2 separate regions of the Homo sapiens genome follow, and region 1 is linked to region 2. The links are chromatin contacts, found by Hi-C or POLR2A ChIA-PET in ENCODE. All regions are on one chromosome and are shown on one strand. Each heading gives the region's core, a stretch centred on a gene start or an enhancer-like site at or near the end of the contact. The rest is flanking DNA. Distances are from core to core; before and after follow the strand shown.

Region 1 (6,971 bases), core at 416-2,915, 220 kb before region 2:
TGTTTCTGGAACAGGCATTCATTATCAGCGTGGCTGGTGGTTGTGCGTTTCCTCATATTGCTTAGTGTGGGCTACACCTAAGACATTGTTTAAGCAAGGAAATAGAAAGAAAACACACACAGCAGGACACGGCAGCCCAAGGACACGCATCTTCATGATCAGCCCGTTGTTAGGCCCAGGTGGCTTTGACCTTATGTATAACTTAGGGCTTCTCCAGCTTTATGTTCTCACCTTCCCAGCACATTGCAGTCTTCAGAATGTTTGCTTTTTTTTTTTTCTCTAGAGGTCTATGCTAATCATGTGCTTCTTATGAGTGATGGGAAGTGTGGCTGTCCTTGGTGTGCTCTGAATGGAAAGGCAGAAGACCGGGAATCACAGAGCCCATCCTCATCAGCTTCCAGGCAGAAGGTATTCCTGGATCTGGGGAAATTAGGCTTTTCTTCCTGAATACAGTACATGTACAGTACAGCTAAAAAGCACCTCCATGTTTCATCAGGAATTCATCAGGGATTGTTTTCCTATCATGTGTGTTTGTGCCAATGAAGCAAGTGTGACTTATAAAGCCTTAATTCAGCTCCAGAGCATAGTTCCACATATAAGAAGTGCAGGCAGGGCTAGCCCAGCCCAGAGGAGTAGGGGATAGCCCTCAGATGGGGAGTGAGGGGTAGCCCTCAGGTGGGGAGTGGGGGCTGCCCTGCAGGTGGGGAGTAGGGGCTGCCTCCCAGGTGGGAAGTAGGAGGGTAGCCCTCAGGTGGGGAGTGGGGGCTGCCCCTCAAGCGGGGAGTGGGGGCTATCCCCGGGGTGGGGAGTGGGTGCTGTCCCCCAGGTGGGGAGTGGGAGCTGCCCCGAGATGGCTCCAGCACAGACAAGGCTTCCAGCAGCCAAAGCACTGAAACCCTGCTTAACTTGCGCAGTGTGGGGAGCTCGTTGAAGACCCCTATTAATTAAGACTGGGCTACCTGGATGTTTGTGAATTCCCTTGCATCTGTTTATCAGAGTAGCTAACAGGGCTTGGGTCTGAAGGCCTGGGCAATGCCCTGGAGATGGAGGAGAAGCGTGAGAGGAGTGACTCTCACATCTGTGGGTGGGGTCCGAGAGAAGAGTGAAAACTTCTGAGTGAGACATGCTTTTCACCCAGAATAAGCATTGGTTCCAAAGGGACATGCACAGACAGCCCAGAGTTGTGCGTTTCTAGTTCAAATTTAAAGAAGCCAGTTCTCTTTGAAGCTCCCAGAACCTCTGCTGTCCTTGGCAAAGACTCTCCTGCAGTTCATTTTTCAGTATTCCTCATGCAGAGCAGCGTTATTAAACCACCCCCTCCGTAGCACATCCATCTGAGTTTATATTGAAATGAATTTGATCTCAACCCACAGTGTTTGTGTTTGGGAGCTTTTCTCTGCTCTGCCATCACTTTTGTCAGCGAAAGTTCAAGGAGGCATTTTTAGGTTCCCAAGGAAGGATATTTAGTAAGATGAGCGTCTGATGGTTCTGAGAACAGGAGGTTGGGGAGAGGTGTTTTAGAGGGGAGGTGATATTACCTGCGTTTCTCACATTACACAATGTAAATAGCCACATACAGTGACTTCCTTAGGCTTTTAGTGCCCTCACCTCCAAACACAAGGGGGCAAACAGACCTCATGCTTCTTGAACACTTGGTGCAGATCTGCTATGCAGAATCACCTAGGGAGCTTAAAAGTCAAAGAAACCAAACAAAACCATGCACAAGCCCTGCCTCTGAAGATTCTAACAGACATGCTGTGGCGTGGCTCAGGGTGATGGTGCTTCAACCCCACCCCACCCAGGTGACTCCAAGGTTCAGCCACCTGGGACCTCAGCTTTGGGCATAGATCGATGCCTTTAGGATTTGACCATCATGTCCCAAAGGGCTTGGTCCTGGTGAAATGTGCAATCAGGGGGCTCTCTGGTTTTGGTTGACTGGGAGACCCATTTCCAAGCTGCATTCTGGCCGCTCTGCTCTCTACAGCCCCAGTGGGCTCAGGCGAAGGTCACACAGGGCCATACACCAGCTCCTGGACGTGCTGGGCAGTTTGCTGATTGGGCATAGTTATAGGATAGTGTCTTGCAAAGCCCTGTGTCTCCCATGCTGCTCACTAGCACCATGCCTTTTAGGGGTTGTAGGTACATGCAGCTGTCTCAGCCCCTGGGTTTCACATCCTCAGGAAACTGCCAGGATCTACCCAGGTCCTGCTCTGGGAGGCCACAGAGGGGTTCCCTGTTCTCGTCACAGAAGAGGGGCAGGTGCCAGGCGTATGCACTCAGGCACGAGCTGGCATCTTTCAGCTCCCACTCTGGCCTTCTTGACACCTTCCTGTGTTGTTCTCCTGAAAGATGAAGCACCTGATGTCCTGTAGTTACAAATCTGTAAAAGGCCCACAGCACAGGGAGCGCACATCCCAGGGAGGGGCTGGGCCGTTGGTTAACCTATACTAACTTCTTAACTGGCTGGAACTACTTCTGGTAACAGCTCTCTCAAGAGCCAGAGTGAGGCCCTGGGCCCTCAGTCTGAGGGATGGTGGCTGCTTTTTGTAATCATGTCCACAGTGGGGCGTTGTCTCTGGACAGGCGTCCTGTGTAGGAAACAAGGTGGCCAGCTTCCCGTAGGCCAAAAGTGTCCCCCCTCCTCCTGTGCCGTGGGCACCTCCCTGCTTTCCTGGTGCCACCAGGATTGAGATTTTGTCACAAGGAGAGCTGCACAGGTCAATGCAAGGTCAACAGAGGCCTCATGACCAAGATGGGCTCCCAGCACCCCTCACCTGCCCTCCAATGCCCCCACCCCACCTAAGCTCTCAGTGTGCACAGGCCGAGCAAGCCCAGTGGCATTGTCTCTGAGTTCTCTCTTGGGCTCCATCTCACTTCCAGTCCAGCAGCCAGCCCGGCCACCCCATAGCCTCAGAGGTGTTCACCCTCTGCCTTCACTCCACAATCAAGACCTGCCATCCTCATAGCCCTCTGAGTGGATCCCCTGCTGCCACTCCTGCCTGCCAGGCTCTCTTCAGTACCGCAACCACACTGTTGCTTCTGTGCATTGGAGCGTGCCACTCTTGTGCTCAGAACCCTCCATCTCATTCAGAATGAAACTCCACTTCCTGAGTCTGACCCCACTTGGCCTCCCGTAACTCTGAGGTCACCTCCTGTGCTCTCTTGGTTCCCACTTGTGGCTGCAGCCCCACGAGACTTCTGCTGCTCCTGCAGTGAAGCAGGTGTGCCTCCACCTTCGGCATAGCTCTGCATTCCTCCTCTTCCAGCTCTGCTTAGATGTCGTCACACACAGCGGCCTTCTCTGACCCTGTGTATAAAAAAGCACCGCGCCCCCCCCCCCCACCCCCACCCCGTCCCGACCCCGCACGAATCCCTCCTGCAGCTCTATTCTTCCGCAGCACGACCCCCAGCAGATGCTGTTATGGCTACATGTTTGCTTTCTGGCTTCCTCTGGCAGAACAGGAGCCCTGGGAGGATGAAGCTGTCTGCTTTCCTCGCTGTTGCTTCTCTGGTGCCCAGCACAGTGCTGGGCGCACAGCAGGGGTCCACTGCTATTTTGTTAATGAAGTAATATTACTTTCCCAAATGTACTGGGTTTTCATAAGCAGCTCTCTCACATTATTTTATTATTTTTTCTTACAGAACATTTGGAAAACAACTAGTGAAGCAGCGTTAAGTGTTGTTAATGAAAAAACACAGGCTGTTGTTAATGAAAAAACACAGGCGCCTCTGGATTGTGATAACAGTGCTGATAGGTATGTCAATGTACCATGGCGAAATATTGCTTTTCTGAACATGCAAATGACATGGAACTTACAAAGAATTGCTCAGATGTGAAAGTCGATGCTTGTTCCTACATGGCCCGAGGGTGGGTTAGCAAATGCAGCTCTTAAATTGATGGAAAAAAGAATGGTGTTCTGAAGTTAATTTGCAGGAGTAGAACAGGTAGTATGACAAACCCCCGAATGCTGGGAGCCGTAGAAGGTGATGTCATACAAGAATCATCATCATCTCTATTTTGAAATCTGGGAAGGAATATGGTGAGCCTTCTGGGTACAAGCACTCAACATGATGGTAATTGGTTATTTCATGGTGCATAACATACAGACTTTAAAACAGCATTCGATGAACCTTGAAGACATTATGCTTTGTGAGATAAGCCAGTCACAAAAAGACACATCCTTTATAATTCTACTTATGCGAGGTCCCTAGAGTAGTCACATTCATAGACACTGAAAGGAGAGTGGGGTGGTTGCCAGGGGCTGTGGGGAGGAGGAACGGAGGGTTGTGTAATGGGCACAGAGCTTCAGTTTTGTAGGATGGGTAAGTCCTAAAAATGTACTGCACAACCATATACATGTGCATACACTTAACACCACTGAACTGTGCCTTCAAATGGTTCAGATGGTAAATGTTATGTTATTGTTTTACCACAATTTAAAAAAACACAATAGCACCAGGCAATACAAAATTTAAAGTAGACATAATTTTAAAAAATAGTTGGCCTTCTCTAATGTCACCCTGTACCTGAAATTGATGGTTTTACTCCTTCTAATGGAAATTAAACATTTAAGCATATAAAGAACAAATGTAACTTTTCTTTCTTAAAGGAAAAACATGGGTAAATGTAGATGTTTGTTTTCCTCGTTATTATTCAGTTCCACTGTTTTCACCGATGCGACTTTTCCTTTCATGTTATTGTTCAAAGGCAGTGACTGGTAGTGGCCCATCAATGTTGCCAAGAACAGCTAAACTGATCACAGTTCTTTCTGATATACCTCCAATCCACCTGATCTTTACTCTTGATTTGCTGCTATAATATTGCTCCTTTTATTTATTTGTAAAATCCTCAAACCTGACAGGACAGGGGGCAGGGCAGAGCATGTGGCTGGCACCATGCCCTGGGAGACCACGGGCCAAGTCCAACCTGTGCCAATGGACGCACATGATTCAGCCCCTAGGTGGAAATTTAGGAAAAGAAGAATCCGTGACAGCCACCTGTGAGGGCAGGCCACGCTGCACACCTGACTGTGTTCCCCCCCATTGCAGTCTCCGAGTCTTTGCTGACAGCAGTATTGGGGAGAATTGGACCCTTCAGATGGTTTGTGACCCAGACACTTGGATGCGTGGGCCCAGGTCTGTTGTTTTTCGGACTCCATTTTGCTAACAATATGCCTACCTTTTATGGCCGGATTTGTCTGTCTGTCCCCCGGAAATCTGATCGCTGAGGCCCTGTGTAGCATCCATTTCAGGGCAGAGCATCTCTGTGTGAAATTCTTACTTCTTTTGGATTCTACTGGGTAGATTGGCACATCCCCTGGAGCCCCAGTTAAGAAAACTCATTCTTTGCTGCTTGAGCAGAACAATTTTCTCCAATGCTAGGGTCAACCAATGAAGAATTTCGCAGCTTATTTTTGAGAAATTATTTCAAGACTTAGCTAAGGTGTAAGTAACTGTTCAATTAGCAAGAAATCTTCAAGTGGAATCAGCACTCCCTGGGTGCCGCCACGGGAATGTCATTCTTGTCTCTCTGCTGAGGCCTGGCAATGCAGGCAGGGCCTGTGAATACACACGAGAAACAAGAGCAGAGTGGGGTCTCCCTCTGCGGGAGCTCATTGACTCCACCTCCCACCTCCTGCTTAGCTGCCACAGTCTGTCTTGGGCCCTCACTGGTTACAAATCCGAAGTGCTTGGGTGAGCAAACCTCTGGCCTGTGTGCTTGGTTAGAAGGAAAGGGTCTTCCTTCCTAGCAACAGAAGACCTTCTTAGCTGTGAGCAGAGTTAAGCCTGGTGGGGGTACTCTTGTGTCTGTCTCCTGAGGCCTGAGCGCAATCCCCCCACCCCCAAGCCAGTCCCTGTTCTGAGGCCCTTTACTTTTGTGATTGAATCACAATCAATAAAAGCCTGACATTGTGGAAAGACACAAACATGCACGGACTTTAATCTGGACAGACACGGGTGCCCTTTTCTTTTTCCCCAGGACTCAGCTAAGACATGCAGGTTTGTTGTTGTTGTTTTCCTAAAGAAAATCACTACATTAAGAACTAAAGGGATATAAAAGGAAAAATAGGAAGCAAGTGACTAGGATGATGAATGGACTAAAAATATGTCACATTAGGAACAGCTGAAGTGACTTCAGATGTCCCTCTGGGAGGACAGAAGATCCGGGTTGACATGCCGTTGGAAGTACCTGGAAGTGGGCTTCATCTGACAGAGTGGACAGCATGTGAACCCCTGCACCACAAGCCCCAGAGCCGAAGTGTCATGAGTAGTGCAAGGTTAGAGATAACTAGGTCCACGCATGTTTGTGTTTTTCCACAGTGTCAGGCTTTTATTGATTGTGATTCAATCACAAAAGCCATGAGCTACATGGAGCTCCTAAGGAGGCAATTTTCCGTAGTATTTCCCATTACTTTGCAGCCAGAGCTGCGGGCACACAGGCTGATGCCACTCCATAAGTCAGTCAGTATTGCAAACCATACATAATAGTATACCTAACCTATAAATGGTGTAAGGTAAACATTCCACAGCAAACAAAGTAACATTTAACATCAAGAAGAAAAAGAGATAGGAGAAAGGGTTAATGAACCAGTCCAGGGGAAGCCAAGAAGACAAAAGGAGTCCCAGTCTGGACCGAAGGATTCATCAGTCTTACAAGAAAATCTTGAAGGTAGCAGAGCTTCTGGCGGCAGATGTCAAGCTCTCATCACGAGTGACTGCAATAAAGTGGCAGTTAAGACGGCCATTTGGAGCTGTTCAGGCCTAATCTTGTATGGTCACAGGGCCCTCTGGTGAGAACCAATAGTGGAAGAGTGTGCGCGTGTCCTTATCTGGTTGGATGCAGCCTTTATTTATTTATTTATTTATTCAACAAAATATCTTCTCCTTGTTGGCAGAGTGCTCTATGAAAAGAAATGGAGGCTTTTTCTAAGATGGAGTTAGTTATGTCATGGGTACACCATACACGAAGG
Region 2 (6,494 bases), core at 2,268-4,767:
CCCAGCACTTTGGGAGGCCGAGGCGGGCGGATCACGAGGTCGGGAGATCGAGACCATCCTGGCTTACACGGTGAAACCCCGTCTCTACTAAAAATACAAAAAATTAGCCAGGAGTGGTGGCGGGTTCCTGTAGTCCCAGCTACTTGGGAGGCTGAGGCAGGAGAATGGCATGAACCCGGGAGGCAGAGTTTGCAGTGAGCCAAGATAGCGCCACTGCACACTCCAGCCTGGGTGACAGAGCAAGACTCCGTCTCAAAAAAAAAAAAAAAAAAAAAAGAAGGAGCATGCAACCTAGATCCCTCATATGTGCAGTTCACAATAGGGTTGGAACTCCTATGAGAATCTAATGGTGCCGCTGATCTGATGGGAGGCGGAGCTCTGGCGGTCATGCTTGTTCGCCTGCAGTTCACCCCCTGCTGTGCGGCCCAGTTCTTAACAGGCCATGGACCGGTACCAGCCCGCAGCCCAGGGGCTGGGGACCCCTGCATGAGGCCATCTCCAGGGTCACACAGACAGTGCCATTCATACTCGCTTATGGCTCCAACCAGAACCCATGGTGCATGAGACCCATGTCATGGAGAATAATGGAGTGACTTGAAATCAGGACTTCCATCTTGTACCTGGGAGGGCACAGAGGTGACCACAGAAGTAGCAGAAGTCAAGTCCACCCCTTGGGGCAAATGCAAACCAGCCATTGGGCTAAGAAGGTAGACGGCCATGTGTAATCCCCCTGAAATGTCACCCAGTACTCATTTCCATCTATGCGCAACTTCTGTGTTCCCAGCACAGAATAAGTAAAAAGTGGGGGAAATTAAAAATTAAATGTGGAGTTAGGAGGTCTTGGCTTCTGTGTCTCCAGCCATTGAATAGGAGAGCAGTAACGGAGTAGAAGATGATGGTTTGGAGGCAGAACCCCATGGGCTGGATGGCGGCCACAGGATGGGTTTGAAGCATAACAGGAGGTAACCACATCAACTCATTCAATCCTTTGGGGTCATCTTCAGGTCCAACTGCCAGGTGCTATGGGCTGAACTGTGTCCCTCCAAAACTCATACACTGAAGTCCAACCTCCTGGGCCCTCAGATGTGGCTGTATTTGGAGATAGGGTTTCAAAGAAGTAATTAAAGTAAAATGGGATGATTAGAGTAGGCCCTCATCCAATATGACCTGTGTCCTTATAAGAAGAGGAGATTAGGACAGAGACACACAGAGGGAGGACCATGTGGGGACGCAGGGGGAGGACCGTCATCTGGAAGCCCAGGAGAGAGGCTTCAGGGGATTCCAGCCTGACAACATCTTGATCTTTGATTTCCAGCCTTTAGGGCTGTGAGAGAGAAATGTCTGTTGTTTAAGCCACCCAGTCTGTGCTATTTTATTACAGCAGCCTGAGGTAACCGAGACATGAGGGTCAACCTTATTAACGCTTTGAAACTGAGGAAACCGAGGCTGTGAAAAGACTGAACTGGGATGGTTCCCAGATGTGTCTGGCTCCTCAGCGTCTCCTCTTCCCACCACACCACAACCACGGGAAGAGGGCACAGCACCCTTTTTCCCTGTCCCAGGTAGAAAGTCCAGAAGATAGTGAGCAGGTCTTAGGCCAAGAGGAGGTACTCAGAGCCGAGCTGAAGCCCCTCGGCAGAACTGTGTGGAGCCAAAGGAGAGTGAGGACAGCATGGCCGGAGGAGCCCAGCACACAGGCCTCCAGAGGGGGACAGGCCAACGTGAGGACAGACGCTGCTCATGGAGACTGGCCCACAGCCTGGGTGAAGGGTATCAGGGGCACAGAGTGATTCACCAAGAGCTGGAGGTAACTGGAGGGGCTGGGGAAGCACAGGTTTGGGGAACCAAGTCCAGAGAAAGAGAAAAAGCGCTAGTCTCAACAGGGAGAGAAAGTGTCCCAGGTGTGTAAGGAATGTGACAGCCTCTGTCAGCGAAGTCTGGGGTTGCTGAGCACTGGACTTGTCTGATCTGACATCAGAGTCAAAGCACCAGATGTGCTCCCCAGGAGGTTCTTCCCCCGCAGAAGCACAGACTCCCTACAGACGAAGACCCCCTCGGGCTGGCCAACTTGCGGCCGAGACCTTCCCAGGAGACTCTGACCAGTGGCCAGGGAAAAGGAGAGTTGGGGAGCAAGCAGCCCCATCACAGCCTTTCTGGAAGCAGTACCCCGTGAGAAGGGGCTCGGGGGGACACCTGTCGGCCAGGTAGAGAAGCGCAACAGGGCCATCCTGTTCTGCCCCTTGCTTCCTGCCTCCATGAAGGCCCAAAAACCCATATCTGTGTGTAAATAGGTCATGGGGTGGGGGTGGAACTGCCACTTACTCAGCACTGTCCTATGCCAGGACTGAGCATTCATTCATTCATCATCTCAATCAACACTGAGAGCCTCCTCCATGCCAGTCACTGGGAATACAGTGGGAAGCAAAAACAGGGCCCTGGCCCTACTGAGTTGGGATTCAGTGCTGCACACTTTCACACGAGTCAGAGACATTTCATCCTCACATCATCTCTGTAGAGTGGGCAGCATTAACTCGAAATTAGTAAAGAGATTCAGAGCGTTGGGCACCTTATCCATAGACACAGCATGGTGCAGGCCCCGAGGGTTCTCAACTAAAGGCCGTTTTGCCCACAAAGGGACATTTGGCAATGTGGAAGACATTTTTGGTGTCATAAGTGGATGGTGCCACTGGCATCTGGTGGGTAGAGGCCAAGGATGCTGCTAAACATCCTACGATTCCCAGGACAGGCTCCGTAGCAAAGATTTCTCCAGCTCCAAAGGTCAACAGCACTGAGATGAGGAGACACAGCTGCAGACCTCACTGGAGCTCACTCACCTCCAGTTCTGCTCACGGAGGCCCAGGATCTCCACACCCCAAGACCCTCGCAGGGGGATTGGCTTGTGGCTGCTCTGGATAAAAGGCATGAGAGGAAGTGCGTGTGTCACTTCTGGGCAGAAGTGTAAACATGCGGGTGACAGACCTCCATGGACGTTCCCCCACCATGAAGGTGAAGGTCGCTTTCTCTGGAGCTGGCCAAGCTTGGAGACAGGAGCAGCCTGCAGGGCTCGATTTCTGTACAAGGGACAGCTGCCCTGTGAAGTCACGGGCCCACAGAAGATTTTGCATATGTGAGAAATAAACAAGGACAATGTGAAACCACTGAGATTTAGTAGATGTTTCGTTACCACGGCAGAGCCCAGTCTAACCTGACAAATACACACGCTGGTGAGGACTCATGCCAACATTCAAGGCCAAGCTTCAGCCTCAGCCTCCTCACCTGCCAAAGGCATGTTGTGAGGGTCCAGTGAGATAAAGCATGTGGAGCACTCAGGATGGGAAGACAAGCCTCAAAGCCCAGGCCCTGGGCATGCTGCAGGCAGGTGGCCAGTGTCCTGGCCATCATCACCATCTGCATGCGGGGGAAGAAAGAGAGTGTGAGCTCACAGACAAGAAGGAGGCCAGGTTGTGAGACGGCCAGGCTGGGCCCTGGAGGCGTGGGAAGAAAGCAGCTTCCCCAGCCCTGCGCTGGCCCTGAGCCCTGAGTGCACGTGAAGAATGAGGTCAATCAGCCAGCATCTTCATCTTCCTGCAATGCTGCATGAATGAAAGAAATGAATTTCAAATGACTTGGACCAGTATCTAATTATTATGATTTATTAACACCAAGTACATAAAGCAGCCCCTGGACATGACATTCCCCATTCCCCCCGTGAGTCTGGGAGCCTGGCGAGCCTCCTGCTGCACCCTGAGCAATTCTTTTCATTATCAGCATTATTATTATTTATAGCAGCCCAGCCACCAGGAAGCAGGGCAATCACCAATCTCCATAAAGTTCGCAGCAAGTTCAAGGATCGGCCAGGAGGCCTTGAGGGCAGCTATGAAAATCAGAAAACAGCTTGGCAGCTGGGGAAAGGGGACCCCAGTGGCCTGAACGTCTCCAGAAGTTTTGGCCTGTCTGATCTAAGAGGCTCACTGACAGAAAGGTGAGCTGGTACAACTTCTGCACCTTCTCTTTCTTAAAAAAAAAATGTGGTAAAATACACTTAACATAAAATTTACCATTTTAACCATTGTAAGCGTACAATACAGTTCAGTGATATCTAAACACATTCACGTTATTGTGCAATCATCACCACGCTTCATCTCCAGAATGTTTTCGTTGTGCAAAATTGAAAGTCTGTCCCCATTCGACACAAACTCTCCATTCTGCGTCCCTCTAGCCCCTGGCAGCCACCACGCTACTTTCTGTCTCTATGAATTTGACCACTCTACATCTGTCACATGAATTTAGCTATTCTAGGTCCCTATTCTGGGTTCCTTAAATATCATGCAGTATCTGTCCTTTTGTGCCTGGCTATTTCCTATTTCCTGTAGCAGAATGTCCTCAAAGTTCATCCGTGTCATAGCATGTGACAGAATTCCCTTTCTTTTCAAAGGTGAATAACACTCCATTGTATGCATATACTACATTTTGCTTATCTATTCATCTGCTGGAGGACATTTGGGCTGTTTCTCCTTTGGCTACTGTGGATAATGCTGCCATGAACACAGGTATGCAAGTATCTGCTTGAGTCCCTGATTTCAATTCTTTTGCATGTATATCCAGCATGGACTCACAAGATCATATGGTAATTCTAGTTTTCATATTTTGAGAAGCTTCCATACTGTTTTCCACAGTGGACACACTATTTCATGTTCCCTGCCCCCCAACACAAGGGCTCCAATCTCTCACCACTTCTACGCCTTACTATTAGGACCTTTCGGTGATCACTATGACTGCTGGAATTCGCCATTATGGAGTACTTAACAGTGTACCCAGAACTTCCACATTCTCTCCAACTCCAAAGGTTGAGGGCGATGCTAAGCTCGTAGGAGCTTTGGAATACAATCATAGTAACACTTTCTCAGATTCAAGAAGCCGCATGTGTTCTCTAAACTTCATTCTGAATGGAGGTTGGTCAACAATGCTACATGAAGACAACATGTAATGCTTAATCACAGAGGAAGATGTGCAAATGTAAATGCTGTCATACTTGTCTATATAATAAACAGAAACCATACTCTCATCAGACACATTTCTTTGCTCAGCATATTACCTTCTCCTTCTCCCTCTGGGTTGGAAGTCACTGGCAGGATTTGAAGAGACGAATCCTGAAGAGATGTAAGGTATCTTGGTTAACTGGTGGGTTTTGGAAGCAGTGCAATCCAGCCCTGTGCCCCTAGGTGAGGCACCTTTTCCCTCAGAGATGGTTCGTCATGTGTAAATTGCGGCTGGTGACAGGATTTAATAGTCACAATAGTCGTCACTTACCAGGTGCTCCCTGGGTTTCAGGCACTTATTTTTAAAATTGAGAAAATTCACGTGTAATAAAATTTACCATTGTAAAGTGTACAATTCAGTGGCTTTTTAAAGCGTGTTTATAAACCATCATCATGATTTAATTCCAGAACATTTTCATCACCCTAGAAGAAACCCTGTACCCATTAGCAGTAATCCTGCACCCAATTCATCACCTACCCCCACCTCCTGGCAATGACAAATTAACCTACTTTCTGTCATTATGAATTTTCTTATTCTGGACACTTAATATAAATTGAATCATATTAAACATGGTCTTTTGGATCTGGCTTCATTCACCTAACATAAAGTTCTCAAGGTTTACCCACCTTGCAGCACGTGTCAATACTCCATTCCTCTTTACGGCTGAATAATATTTTATTGCACCTATATGCCACATTTTGTTGATCCAGTCATCTGCTGATGGACATGTGAGCTGTTTCCACCTTTTGGCTATTATGAATAATGCTACTAAAAACTCTCATATGCAAATTATTGTGTAAACATTTTGTTTGTTTGGTTTTTGTTTTTTGGTTTTTTGAGGCAGAGTCTTGCTCTGTCACCCAGGCTGGAGTGCAGTGGCGTGATCTCGGCTCACCACAAGCTCCACCTCCCGGGTTCACACCATTCTCCTGCCTCAGCCTCCTGAGTAGCTGGGACTACAGGCGCTCGCCACCACGCCCGGCTAATTTTTTTGTATTTTTAGTAGAGACGGGGTTTCACCTTGTTAGCCAGGATGGTCTCGATCTCCTGACCCCGTGATCCGCCCGCCTCAGCCTCCCAAAGTGCTGGGATTACAGGCATGAGCCACCACGCCCGGTCTGTGTGAACATGTTTTTAATTCACTTGGGTATATAACCTAGGGGCAGAGTTGTTAGGCTGTAGGGTAATTATATGCTTAACTTCCAGACTGTTTCCACAGTGGTTATACAATTTTACATTCCCACCAGCCTTGTAGGAGTGCTCCAATTTCTCTTCTTCCTCACTGACACTTATTGTTGTCTGTCATTCTGATTACAGCCATCCTGTGAATGTGAAATGGTATTTCATTGTGGTACTGATTTAATTCTCTTAAAGACTAGGGATGTTGAGTATCTTTTCGTGTGTTTAGTGGCCATTTGTGTATCTTATTTGGAGGCATGTCTATTCAGTTTGTA

The links. Hi-C counts contacts between places; a loop is a spot of excess contacts on that map. ChIA-PET counts read pairs that join two places held with the same protein, here RNA polymerase II (POLR2A). Pooled maps may share reads with other maps.
Region 1: a map with no recorded cell type shows a loop between it and region 2 (7-fold over the local background). The contact joins two enhancer-like sites. A Hi-C loop is called at or near these places in 12 of 37 single-sample maps with no recorded cell type and 6 of 50 pooled maps. POLR2A ChIA-PET finds 5 or more read pairs at or near these places in 1 of 52 experiments (A673).

What each region holds. Positions count from the first base shown.
Region 1 is chr7:47,933,630-47,940,600 of GRCh38, reverse strand. It overlaps PKD1L1 (polycystin 1 like 1, transient receptor potential channel interacting), which reads left to right. Exons shown (of 57, transcript NM_138295.5): 3 at 284-408; 4 at 3,643-3,755. Among named protein-coding and RNA genes, the nearest start is that of PKD1L1, 11 kb to the left of the region's middle. RefSeq lists enhancers at 2,256-2,425, 2,876-2,955. Within about 2 kb of position 1,665, at least 4 of the 41 ENCODE cell types and tissues checked have a DNase peak (open chromatin) inside an H3K27ac peak, as active enhancers do.
Region 2 is chr7:47,717,519-47,724,012 of GRCh38, reverse strand. No RefSeq gene overlaps it. Among named protein-coding and RNA genes, the nearest start is that of LINC00525, 41 kb to the left of the region's middle. RefSeq lists an enhancer at 1-26. Within about 2 kb of position 3,517, at least 3 of the 41 ENCODE cell types and tissues checked have a DNase peak (open chromatin) inside an H3K27ac peak, as active enhancers do.